Linked DNA regions of Homo sapiens: regions 1 and 2 are each linked to region 3. Evidence: chromatin contacts called from ENCODE Hi-C or POLR2A ChIA-PET data. All regions are on one chromosome and are shown on one strand. The core of a region is the stretch at or near the end of the contact, and the rest is flanking DNA. Distances in the headings are between cores, read along the strand shown. Region 1 holds the start of DLGAP5 (DLG associated protein 5). Region 2 holds the start of PSMA3 (proteasome 20S subunit alpha 3). Region 3 holds the start of TMEM260 (transmembrane protein 260).

Region 1 (4,079 bases), core at 670-3,169, 1.4 Mb before region 3:
GTTGGATAGAGAGGCACAGGGCAAAGTATGTGGAAAGGAACAAGGAGCTTCCATGCTCTCTCAGGTAGCACCACTGTTTAGGAACCTTCATGTATTCACCTAAGAAGCTCTCCAAACACAGGTGTTTTTTTTTGGTTTTTATGGCAGCTTCATTACATAAGCATGAGTGATTAAATCATTGACCACTGGTGATCAAGTCAACCTTCAGCTCCTCTCCCCTCCCCAGAGGTTGTGAGGTGGGGCTGAAAATGCCAACTCTCGAGAAATCCTGCCTTGGTCTGTCTAGTGACCAGCCCCAATCCTGAAGCTATTTAGAGGCATCCAGCTATCAGTCAATCATTAGCATACAAAAAGGTACCACTTTGAAGACTCCAAGGATTTTAGTAGTTGTTTGCCAGAAAACAGAACAAGACCAAATATATAGTTCACAATAACCCTATCAGTTTGCTCCATTATTTTCATCCATACAAGAAATCATACAGTTTAGGCCGGCACGGTGGCTTAGGCCTGTAATCCTACCACTTTGGGAGGTCGAGGCAGGACTGCTTGAGCCCAGGAGTTTGAGACCAGCCTGGGCAACATAACACGACCCCGTCTCTATAAATTTTAAAAAAGAAAAGCCATACACACACACACACACACACACACACGCACAAAATCATATAGTTTAATTGGCACATGCCTTTTTCTTGGAAAGATCTTTGAGAATGTATTCAAGCAAAACAAAAGAGGACAATAAAGACGACGTCAGTAGATCCAACTAGGGAGAACAAAGAAAATTAGAAAGTTTGAGGGGGTCACCTGTGTAGCTGGTATAGAGAACTACCAAGCCAAACTGGAGAAAGGATACTGATTCTCAGAAGTCTTGGCAGTTAAAAAACAAAAACAAAAAAAGGTAAGGGGGAGGCTCTGTGATAGACACACTATGGTATATTCTTCAACAAGAATTAACTAAATCCACTAGAAAACTCCAGATAATAGAAAAATTGGCACAAGTAATGCAATACATTGTTACATGATTCTAAGCAATCAACAAAATATAAAAAACGAGAATCTGTCTGACCTGCATGCTAATAACATTCTCCTCTAAGACCCAAGGAAAGTGACAATGGACTGTGCTTTTCATAAAGAACTGTCTTCTACTATTTATCTCCTGCAATATTAATTCGCTAAAGATTGAAGAAAAATTAAGACTTATGTATTAAATACAGGATAGCACTATCCACAGCAAGAGAAAGAGCGAGCGAGGACAACATTAAAGGTACAATTATCAGAATAACCCTGAAAGGTAGTTAACTATTATCGCTCTCATACAGATGAGGTCAATTAACTGCTCACATTAGCATATCTAAAAGGTGGTGAAGCTGGGATCCCAAGCAAGGCAGCCCTGGCTCCACACACACCTAAATTTTGTTTGGCTGAGTGGCGTTTCCTCCAGCTTGAAAGTCCAGAATGCGTTAATCTTGCTTGACTAGAGGTTCTCAACCGGGCGTTTTTAGTTGCCATGGGACCTGGGAAGAGCTACGGGAATTTAATGTCGGAGCTAGTGAAGAACAGTTTCACCCCAAAGGTCAATTACGCCCCGGTGGTGAAACGCTGACTATTACAGAGGTCAGGGCAAACATATGGACTCTTCTAAAGGCTCGCATTATCAGCTTCGGGAAGGGCAGGTAACACGGTCCTAAAGGAGCCTGCCTCTGACTTGCTCCCGCTCGCAGCCCCCGGTCCTCAGACCCTTCTAGACCTTCAACGGAAGCGGGCCAGTGTTCTCCGTCCAGCTCTCCAGCACCCACCTACCTGAGCCACCTTCTAGCGTGAAACCTCAACCAAACAAAAAGTAAAGAACACTCGGTCTGGACGACCACCGCCGACTCCGAAGCAGGAACCCTCACAACCCGAGCCTCCACGAAATTCAAACTTGCCGCACCGAGCCGCTGATTGGAGGGGCTTTAACCAACACTTCCGGGGAAGATCCCACCCCTTCCACTCAACGAGGCTTGCGATTGGTTTGCTCCGTGCGATATTTGAATTGATTGAAAGGTGAAGGGCCAGTTCAAAAGATGGGTGAGAGAGGGAAAATAGGCGGGACCGCGACGCGGGATGAGAAGGAGTGGAGCAGTCGGGGCGCTCACGTCAGGTGAAGGGCGGGAGTGGGCGGTGGAGCCCGAGGGGTGAGGCTGGGTCCCTGGCAAAGCTGGGCTGCGGGAAATCTCCCCCAGAGCTCGCAAGGCTTTTTTTTTTTTTCTTTTTTCTTTTTTTTGAGACAAGGTCTCTGTCCCTTAGGCTGGAGTATAGTGGGCACCGACCACTGCTCACTGCAGCCTTGAGCTGCTGTGTTCAAACCATCCTCCCACCTCAGCCTCCCGAGTAGCTGGGACTATAGGCGCGCACCACTACGCCTGGCTAACTTTAAAAAAATTCCGTAGAGACAGGGCCTCACTACGTTGACCAAGCTGGATTCAGGGCTTTTTAATGTCCTTGTTTAGTCACAGAATCTAGCAGACCTTCTTGGAATGTTTTCTTTACTAGACGTTTTAAAGAAAAGGCTTACCCCAATTATCAAATCCTTACATAGTTTAGCGTTACTTTTCAACGTCGCCAGCCCCCCTCCCCTTTTTTTTCTTTTTTAGTTCATTTTTTGTTGAGGCGAAGTTTTCGTATACAGTGAAAATAATAGTTTTTCCCCCCCAGTGGACAATTTGATGAGTTTGGTAAATGTAAACAGCTGTGTAACTACCACCCAATCAGGACGTAGAGCATTTCCATCACTCAGAAGAGTGGCCTGTTTCTTTCCTGTCCATCTCCCACCACATCAGCAACCACTCCTCTTATTTCTAGCACTATAAAAATGAAGGTGATAGGTACTCTTTTGGGTCTGCGTGAACCAGAAGTTAGTAGTGTTTGTTATTGAGAGGCATTCCATTGAATACTTTATGCATTCACCAGTTGATGGATTTGTATTGCTTTCAATTTTTGGTGATGATGAGCAAAGTTGCTATAACCATTCTCGTACAAGTCCTTGTGGGCATATTTTATTTATCTTGAGGAAATACAGGAGTGGAATTTCTGGGTCATTCTGGGTATGTTTAACTTAAAATTTTTTTTTTTTTTTAGAAGCAGGGTCTCTCCGTCCCCCAGGCTAGAGAGCAGTGGCACAATCATAGCTCATTGCAGCCTTGGCCTCTTGAATAGCTGGGACTATAGGCGGGTGCCGTCACCCATGTCTAACTTTGTAAGGAATTGCCAAGCAGTTTTCCAAAGTGGTTGTACCATTTTACAATTCCCACCAGCCACATATAAGAGTTCCACTTGTTTCACATGCTTTCCAGCACGTGGGGTTGTCAGTCTCTAATGTTCACCCTTCTGGCCAGGCACTGTGGCTTGCGCTTGTAATCCCAGCACTTTGGGAGGTCAAGGCGGGGGGATCACGAGGTCAAGAGATCAAGATCACCCTGGCCAATATGGTGAAATGCCGTCTCTGCTAAAAATACAAAAATTAGCCGGGTGTGGTGGTGCGCGCCTGTAGTCCCAGCTACTCAGGAGGCTGAGGCAGGAGAATCGCTTGAATCCAGGAGGTGGAGGTTGCAGTGAGCTGAGATCGCACCACTCCACTCTGGCCTGGGTGACAGAGTGAGACTCCATCTCAAAAAAAAAAAAAAAAAAAAAGAGACTGAGAATGGTGGCTCATACCTGTAATTTCAGCACTTTGGGAGGCCAAGATGGGAGAATCAGTTGAGGCCAGGAGTTCAAGTCCAGCACTGGCAACATAGCAAGACCCCATCTCTACCAAATAATAATAATAATAATAATACAATATTAGCTGGGCATGGTGGCGCACATCTCTAGTCCCACTACTTGGGAGGCTGAAGTGGGAACATCACTGGAGCCCAGGAGTTTGAGGTTACAGTGAGCTATGATCGCACCACTGTACCCTAGCCTGGACAAAAAAGTAGGAACCTGTCTCAAAAAAAAAAAAAGAAAAGAAAACTATTCTGCTATTAAGAAACTCTGATGCATTCTTCAGCATGTCAATTATATTTTTTGACCCTAGAATTTCTGCTTCTTTTAAATTATTTCAG
Region 2 (4,357 bases), core at 131-2,630, 1.7 Mb after region 3:
CTCTGACATGAATGAATACAAGGTCATTTCTGTAGTATTCCTGCCATAAATGCATCACTTGAATCAAATAACAAAAAAATCAAACCTAAATTAAGGAATATTCTACAAAATAAATGGTTTGTATTCTTCAAAAGTGTTCATGCCATGAAAACTGAAGAAATACTAAGCAACTATTTTCCAGACTAAAGCAGATTGGAAACATGACAACTGAATGCAAGGTGTGATCTTGGATTTTCTTTTGCTATGAAGGACATTATTGGGCCATTTACCAAAAAAAAAAAAAAAATGCATAAAGTTGATAGATCATAGTATTGGTAATTTTCTGATTTTCACAATAATACTGTGTCTCTGTGAAATAATGTTCCTGTGTTGGGGGAAAATACACACTGACGTATTAATATTTAGGAGTAAAAAAAATGCTGATGCCCTATTTACAATCGGATTAAAATTCAAACCACTTCAAGATTTGGTCTCCTGTGCACTTGTTCTCTTCCTGTCATTCTTCCCCACTTAATCATTATGAGAGGTCACTCTGACGTGACAGTTCCCAGCGCAAGCCAAGTTTTTTACTGTTCCCTAAACCACTGTCTTTTGTTACCCTATTTTAGTTTAAATATCACTCACTCAGAAAGTCATTCCCTGAGCACACTGCCTAAAGTTAGTACCTCCATTGTCTATTAAAGCACTCTTTCTTCTTACTATTTTGCTTATTTATTGTTACCTATTTATTCCCACTGAATGGAAATTACATTAGAAATGGGGGTATGCTCTGTTCACGGCTTTTTCTTGAACACGTGGAATATACTAGCGCTCAAAAAATATCTTTAATCAGACTTATCTTTAACTCTTACCAAAAAGCGTTATACTCATAGAAAGAGCACTAATACTTCCGTAAAATTCTAAGCTGAATTCAAAGACGATACCCTTTAAGTGAAACTTCACGAGAGCCTGAGCACAAGGAGGTGAAGTGGATGCCATCAAGATTCTGGGTCAGGGTCGGGACGCGGAGGAAGACAGGTTACTTCGCGCCTACTGCTTTTTCTACTTTTTGTGAGAGTATACCAGCATCTCTCCCTTTGGCTTAAAGAAAGAATAAAGTGAGGAGAGAATAATAATATAAAAGATAAATAATAATTCCAAGGAAAGGAATAGAGCAGCTTCTCAGATACCACGACGCCAAGCGGCTCAAAGTACGCGAACCGAAGGAGGAGCCTTTGCTTTCCCCAACCCCGCCTCCATTGCTTCTGCACATGCGCGCCGCCAGCCTCTCGCGGCCCGCTTTTTTCCCACAATACTCCTCGTCCTGGGGGCCGGAGCCGCGGAACGAGCCACAGAGAAAAAGGTTATTGGTTGGCAGTTCAGCCAATGAGCGGGCCTGTTACTAGTTTGCGGCATCCTGTGGTATAGGGGAAGCGCTCCGGGCCTGGAATCCCTACGCGTCCCTTTGGGTTTAGCACGATGAGCTCAATCGGCACTGGGGTGAGTTCGCTGTCTGTCGGTGTAATAGTTTAACCTAAGGATTGGGGTTGAAGGGAACTCGGACAGACCACATGGGGTTCGCGGACCCGGGGTGCTCTGAGACCGCCTTCGGCTGGGTGGGCCATTTGCAGCTGTTTGGAGACCGGTCGTCTTTATCCCCTATATGCTAGGCCTGCGTCTCAGGTGACCGTGACTCCTGAAGCTTTTCAGCGCAGGTGTAGCCGGCTTGGCGTCGCCGCAGTGAGGTTTGGAGCCGCTTTGGATTGCTGAGTCACTTTCTTCAGCCACTTAGGGAAACCGAAAGTGGAAACTCGTGGGGCTTGAAATAGTGTGTTCTCTTGAGAACCACCGAGGCAGTGAGATTTGGGATTCCGGGGTCTGGAGATCGTGCTTTTTGTGGACTGCGTTTGCAGTTCCTAGGGTGCTGCTGATTCACAGGCCTTCTCTGTCTTTAAGTGTGCAGATCATTGACCGCTCAGTTTAAGAGTCACTGGAAATCCTGTCGGAACAGAACTAATAAAAATGGTCTGAAAAACAATCTGATGAATCCTTCAGTTTTTCCTTTCTCGTTTTTCCTATACAAATTACCTAACAGCGCTTGTAGGCATTTATTCCGTAAACGTTTAAATGGTTACTTAGGAACTTAACAGCTTCAGACTTTTCATAGACTGTTGAGGATTTTGCAGTGGGACTTGTTAACTTGTTTGGCTTTCCTTTGTTAAACGTATTGCATATGTGCAGTCAGTTTACTCCTTTTATGTACTTCTCTATATAGAAAATACAGTTTCTAAAAGATTTATTGGTTATTTGCACTAGAGTTATTGAATAATGAGTTTCTCAGTTCCTCAATTTCTACTTCTTAACAAGATTCTCATGCTCAGCCTTAAGTTCAAGTACCGGTGTTCTAAATTTGATAATAGGCAACTTATGTCTGGAATGGTTTAATCCATTCAGTTATGAATGCTAAAGTTCTGCCATACTTTTCTTGGATAAGTAAATGCTCAATATTAAATCTTGTAGCAAACTGACTTTGCAATTATATTAATATTACCTTGAATTAATAGTATTTCATTCTACAAACCTTTTAAAGAATACTTGATAATGTAACCATGTGGGATATTTTAGTAACAATGGTAGGGTTAATGATCTGGGTTTAACAGATCAGGAAACAGACTCAGAAAGTACCACTGCTGAAGGCTTTTCTTCTGTCTTCATTTCTCCCAAGAACTCCAGATACGAATATTTGTTTGTCTGCTTGACATGTCTGTTCACTTGATCGTTTAATAGTCATTTCGTACTGCATGTGAAAGTAGAGCTCTGGGTTTTCTCCTCACCTTGCCATTTTGCATCTACTACAGTCTTCAGCTCAGTGAATGGTCATATGAAAAAATCTGTTATTCATCTTTAATTCCTTTTTTTACTTTACTCCCAGAACCAACGCTTTAGCAAGTTTATTTTTTTATTTTTATTTTGTTTGAGACGGAGTCTTGCTCTGTTGCCAGGCTGGAGTGCAGTGGCACGATCTTGGCTCACTGCAACCTGTGCCTCCCAGGTTCAAGCAATTCTCCTGTCTCAGCCTCCCGAAGAGCTGGGACTACAGGTGCGCACCACCACGCCCAGCTAATTTTTGTATTTTTCGTAGAGATGAGGTTTCACCATGTTGGCCAGGATGGTCTCCATCTCTTGACCTTGTGATCAGCCCGCCTCACCCTCCCAAAGTGCTGGGATTACAGGCATGAGCCATCACGCCTGGCCTAGCAAGTTTATTTTTATTATTTTTATATTTTACTCTACTCTCAAAAAATATTCCCTTCTACCTCTTCTCTCGTCTAAGCTACTACCGCTATCTTTGGAACACCTTATCTTTGCTTCTGTTGTTCTCTCTACAGCTTATTTTCCGCATAAAGCCAGAATGATGTTTTTAAAAATATAGATGATACCACTCCCCCTGCTTAAATTTCTCATTGCATTTAGAATAAAATACAGAGTCCTTTTTCCATCCTGGAAGACACAACATAATCTGGCCCTCAGCTACCTCACTAACACAGTTTACTCTTCTTTCTGCTGCTTACAGTGCTTGGGACACAGTGACCTTATTTCTGTTTCTTGACTGTGCTAGCCTTATTTCTACCCTAAGATCTTTGTGCCAAATGTCAAGAAGACTTTTCCTTCATATCTTAAATGGCTAGCTCCTTGTCATTTAGGTTTGACTCAGCCTAAATATAACTGCCCAGAAGGCCTTCCCTGATGATGTAGTCTGTAGTAGTTCATTGCTTTACTCTTTTATTTTCATCTTAGTGCCTTTTCTGATTTACTGCTGTACCTCTAGCACCTAGATTCATGTCTGATGTGAAACTGAAGGACTTAATGAATGAGTATACCTTTGTATTCCGTATAGTAACATAATAGATACTCATTAACTGCTTGGTGAATGCCGAATGATTTGTTTGAAGTCTTTTAGTTTGTTAATGGCAGAGTTATCGTTACAAATTTAAATGTTCGAACTCCAGTGCTGGTTCTACTGCCCCATATTAATCTTTTTCAAAAATGAGTTTTGTAGTCTGGGTGAAAAGTGTTCTGACTTCACCTGGGACCTGTATCCATTACTCTTCAATAGCTGAAATCGAAGGTATATAGCTTTATCTTAGCTACTGTTGCTGCTCTGACAAGTTTCCCTTTCCTCTCTTGAAAGCAAGGTCTTTGTTGGGATATAACAGGTTCCTGATGTTTCAGCCATTTAGAGGGGAAGAAACTGTATGGTCATTACTGCCAAAGATACAAGCTTACTGTTGCCCTTTTCTCCTTAAGTATGACCTGTCAGCCTCTACATTCTCTCCTGACGGAAGAGTTTTTCAAGTTGAATATGCTATGAAGGCTG
Region 3 (4,193 bases), core at 551-3,050:
TCCAAAATAAAAAAATTTTAAATAAAACTCATGAGCAAAAGTGAAATGCATAAAAAGGGAAAGAAGTATATGCTTGACCCAGTCAAGGTTACTCATTGGCATGTTCTTTCAGCAAAGAAATAGAAGACAGCCTATCTTAACTATCTATTGCTGATAACTAACAAATTAGCCTGCATTTATCAACTTAAAACAACATTTATTATCTCGCGGTTTCTATAGGACAGCAGTCTGGATGAGGCTTAGTTAGGTCCTCTGCTTCAGGGTCATCCACAGGCTGCAATCCAAGTCTTGACAGGAGTTATAGTTATCTCAAGGCTTATGTGGGGGAAGGATCCACTTCCTAGCTCCCTCACATGGTGTTGCCTAGATTCAGTTCCTCTAAGGTTGTTGGACTGAAGGTCTCAGTTTCTTGCCAGCTGTTGGCTAGAGGCGGCTCTCAGTTTCTTCCCATGTGGACCTTTCCACAGGGCAGCCTACACCATGGTAGGTGGCTTCATCAGAGAGAACAAGTGAGAGGACAAGAGGGAGTGCCAGCAAGATGAAAGTTAGTCTTTCATAACCTAATCTTGAAAGTGACATCCATCACTTTTGCCTTATTGTATTGATAGAAGCCAATCCTTAGGTTAAGCTCACACATAAGGCGAGCAGCTTATACAGGAAGTGAGTGAGGAGGCAGGGTTATCTGGGAATCCATTTTAGAAGCACTCTACCACACAGCCCCTCTCCTCCAGGAACTCACAGTACAGCTGAGAAATTACCTGGAAAAGGCTGGAAATTGTATAAGTACCTGGAAAAGACTAAGGTGTGCTGGCCCCATGACCGTCAAGGTAGGTATATGTTACTCTATAGTTTAGTCACTGTGTCTCTATCAAATTGCGCGTAACACGTTTGAGATTGTCACTGGTTTTCAGTGTGTCTTTGAGATACATTTTATGCGGGTTGCTCTCCTCCCCGCCCACTCCAGGATAATTGCTTTAATAATAAAACATAAGCTTAAAAAGCTTAACTGCGCTGTTATGTAGTTGTCCTTATTAACGGCTCCGATTCTTTTTTTTTGCGTTACAGCTCATTGTAAAATATGGTGATTCAATTTCATTTTCCACTTTGCTGTGTTGAAAGCTCCAGCAAAACACTCCTCTTCATTAAACTAGGAGACACCTTTATCATGGTTTGAGTTATCTGCATGAATACAGGAACTCAAATTTCCCGACTCATCTACAGAGTTTTCATTATGCTATGGAATGAAAAAAAAAAAAAAAGACGCACTAGCATATTCTAATCTCTCTAAAAATTACTCAGTGATTTAATAAGTAGCACACAGACTTATTGTAATTAGTCATAGTAACGTAGTAAATCGTAATAAATACATAATTGTGATTAATGTATTTATTGGCTTACTTTGCACATACGGTAAATACACCACCCTTTTTTTTTTTTTAGCACAGGTAGGGGCTCCTGGCTGATCGTGGCCCTTTTGTGCAGTTCCACCCCGCACCGTAGGGGGCAGGAGCAGCCCTTCCTCGCTCGCGGTTTTCGACGCTGCTTTGGTCTCTGTCAGACCCAACCAAGTCAGTATAAAAGGGGGGAATAGCCATGGAGAAGGTAGGCCTGTGGCCGGGCTTGCTTTTTAAAGGGAATGCTCTCCTGGTGATTAGGAACCTTAAATCACATTATAAGTAGGTGAACGCCAATGCGTGGTGCACTGCGGGAAAACTCGCAGGGCCTGGCTCAAGGGAGGCCTGGCATTTTCTCCTCCCCGCGCTCAGGCGGAGAAAGGTGCGGTCCAACCCGCGGAGGCTCGACCCGGAAGCCGCCGTGGCCGCCGCACAAGCTGCGCTCGTCTCTCGGCTGGGGAGCTCCGTGTCGCACCGGGTTCTTGGGCTGGCCGTGTCCTTCTCCCTCGGTCGCCACTGGCCCATGAGTCCCCATGGCGACGGCAGGGGCCAGGCCCAGGGGCGGGCAGTCCGAGTGGGGCTGCGGCGCTCCGGGGGCATCCGCGGCGGCGTGGCGGTGTTCGCCGCCGTGGCCGCAGTGTTCACCTTCACCCTGCCCCCTTCGGTACCGGGGGGAGACTCCGGTAAAGTACTCGCAGGGTTGCCCCTTCTGTCCCTCTCCCCTGGTCCCAGAACGGGCAGGGTCTGCGTCTGGCCCCTGCTCTTGGCATTCGGTCTGGTCAGCTCTGGGCCTCCATCCACCCCCCTGTGCACAGCGCACTATTGTGTGTTCCAGAGCCCACTTCTGTTTCCATTCCTGTCGTTGTGGTTTCTTTAGTTCTCAGGTTTTCGAGATGGGGCGTATTGTTGGTTTCGCCTGGTGGGGCTTATCGACCTCTCCACTTCCCCAGATCTTTTATCCTGGTCCTGAGTATTTACTTTCAGTCTTTTTTAGTCCACAGATATTATTCACGGTGTCCTTATTATGTTTCAAACAAAAGAACAGTAGTGGCGAACAGATAATTGCTAGTGTTCCAGTGCGGTTAGACAATACACAAGTTAATGAATAAACAGCATATTCACTGGTGATAAGTTATGGAGACAGTAGGAGGGAAATATGATTGAGAGTGGGGGTAAGTAGTGGGTCCTTCCGAATGACTATTCAGGAAAGACCTCTGAAGAGGTGGTGTTTTAGTTGAAACCTGAATATTGAGAAGGAACTAGCCATGCAGAATATTTGCAGGAGAACTCTTAAAAAGGTGGAAGCCAGGTGCGGCTGTTTCTATGAAAAAGAAAAGCATGACTCATTGGCCCTTAAATCACACTAATTGTTTTGTATTTGATGCAAGAAACAAGATCCATGTTTTGTTTTTGGATTCAATAATGCCATATCATGGCCAGTAATTTTGTCAGAATAGTGCTGTAATTTCAGGTGGTGAACCTATGGACTGAAGAAGCAGTTTTTGCTGCATGACTAGTGATCCCCAAATTGAGCAGCTTAAACAGCAAACGTTTATCGTCTCCCGTTTTTGTAAATCAGGAGTCTGGGTGCCGTTTAAGCTAGATGCTCGTACTCAGAAAAAGGTTGCTGTCATGGTGTGCGATGGGGCTGCGGTCTTCTCAAGGCTCAATTTGGGGAGAAACGCAATCTAGTTCTTTGCTATGTGGGTCTCCATAAGTTAACTGACTTCTGTCAAGAAAAAGATGAAGGACACCTCTCTGTCTGACAGCTCTGTCATTTTGTAACCTAATACTGTAAGTGATATACCACTTCTGCATTTTATTCCTGGAACTTCGTCAGTAAACCCAACCCATATTCAAGGGGGAAGGATTACACAGGTGAGAATATCAGGACTTGGGGATTAGTGGGGATCATATTTAGGGCTGCCTACCACGTTGAAGATCTTTGATGTTACATCTTCAAATTGTTACCTTTCTTCTTTCAGGTCCTGTTGCACAAGTAGGGATAGTGTTTCATTCGTGTAGTAGGGAGTTTCTGTACAGTGTTACCAAGATTGGTATTTCATAATGGAAGTAACTTTATAGTTGTGAGTTTTGGTGCTGGAGAGCATTATTCAGAGGTTAGGTAGTTCTGTTACTTGTAAAAAAATAAAAAGATTGACAGCTACTTATGGTTGGTTGAGTGTGAAGGATGGGAGTGAGATTTATAATAACTGACGTTTGTTGGGCACTTACTATGTGCCAGGCACTGTTCCAAGTGCTTTATATGGGTTGTTGTTTTAACCCTCCCAGCTACCCTTAAAAGTAGGTGCAATTATTATTTTCCTTTTATAAATGGGAAAACTAAGGCTAAGCTATGCCCAAAGTCACACAAAGTAGAGAAATCAGGAAAAGAAAAGTATATTGACTTCAGAATATGCCCCCTTAACCTCTACTTTTCGTCAAAACATTTCATGAAATTCTTTTCTAAATCCACCATCACATATGTAGTGATGTTTAAAATTTATTTAAAATCATGATTATTGCCTTGCCTTTATTAATACTGTATTTTATTTTTTCCTAAAAGAATAAAGTTGTGTATTCACCTTGAGTTACCAAACTTTAGGTGCTTTAATTTTGTTTGGTTTGATGTTAAATAGTGGTTGCTTCTAATATTTTTATGTTCATTTTTGGGAATGATAAACTGTTTTCCAAGTATATGCCAATATGGAAAATTTGCTTTATCGTATATTTGATAATTGTGTTTACATGTTGAATGCACTATTCTTGAATGTTTATGAATTATATTTTCATCAATAA

The links. A loop is a pair of places that touch in the nucleus more often than their neighbours do. ChIA-PET counts read pairs that join two places held with the same protein, here RNA polymerase II (POLR2A). Pooled maps may share reads with other maps.
Region 1: a loop to region 3 is called in a map of CD8-positive, alpha-beta T cell, with 20 times the contacts of the local background. The contact joins the promoter of DLGAP5 here to the promoter of TMEM260 in region 3. A Hi-C loop is called at or near these places in 2 of 168 maps with a recorded cell type or tissue (CD4-positive, alpha-beta T cell and CD8-positive, alpha-beta T cell) and 7 of 50 pooled maps. POLR2A ChIA-PET finds 5 or more read pairs at or near these places in 2 of 52 experiments (H1 and HEK293).
Region 2: a loop to region 3 is called in a map of naive thymus-derived CD4-positive, alpha-beta T cell, with 13 times the contacts of the local background. The contact joins the promoter of PSMA3 here to the promoter of TMEM260 in region 3. A Hi-C loop is called at or near these places in 1 of 168 maps with a recorded cell type or tissue (naive thymus-derived CD4-positive, alpha-beta T cell) and 6 of 50 pooled maps. POLR2A ChIA-PET finds 5 or more read pairs at or near these places in 1 of 52 experiments (PC-9).

What each region holds. Positions count from the first base shown.
Region 1 is chr14:55,189,666-55,193,744 of GRCh38, forward strand. DLGAP5 (DLG associated protein 5) reads right to left here and starts at 1,920. Exons shown (of 19, transcript NM_014750.5): 1 at 1,798-1,920. It overlaps LOC105370508 (a long non-coding RNA gene), which reads left to right and starts at 2,008. Exons shown (of 2, transcript XR_943888.3): 1 at 2,008-2,137. RefSeq lists enhancers at 1,110-1,663, 1,664-2,216.
Region 2 is chr14:58,243,463-58,247,819 of GRCh38, forward strand. PSMA3 (proteasome 20S subunit alpha 3) reads left to right here and starts at 1,381. Exons shown (of 11, transcript NM_002788.4): 1 at 1,381-1,479; 2 at 4,288-4,357. The coding sequence starts at 1,459. RefSeq lists enhancers at 935-984, 1,025-1,224, 1,393-2,290, 1,405-1,854.
Region 3 is chr14:56,577,998-56,582,190 of GRCh38, forward strand. It overlaps TMEM260 (transmembrane protein 260), which reads left to right and starts at 1,801. Exons shown (of 16, transcript NM_017799.4): 1 at 1,801-2,077. The coding sequence starts at 1,918. RefSeq lists a silencer at 1,869-2,088.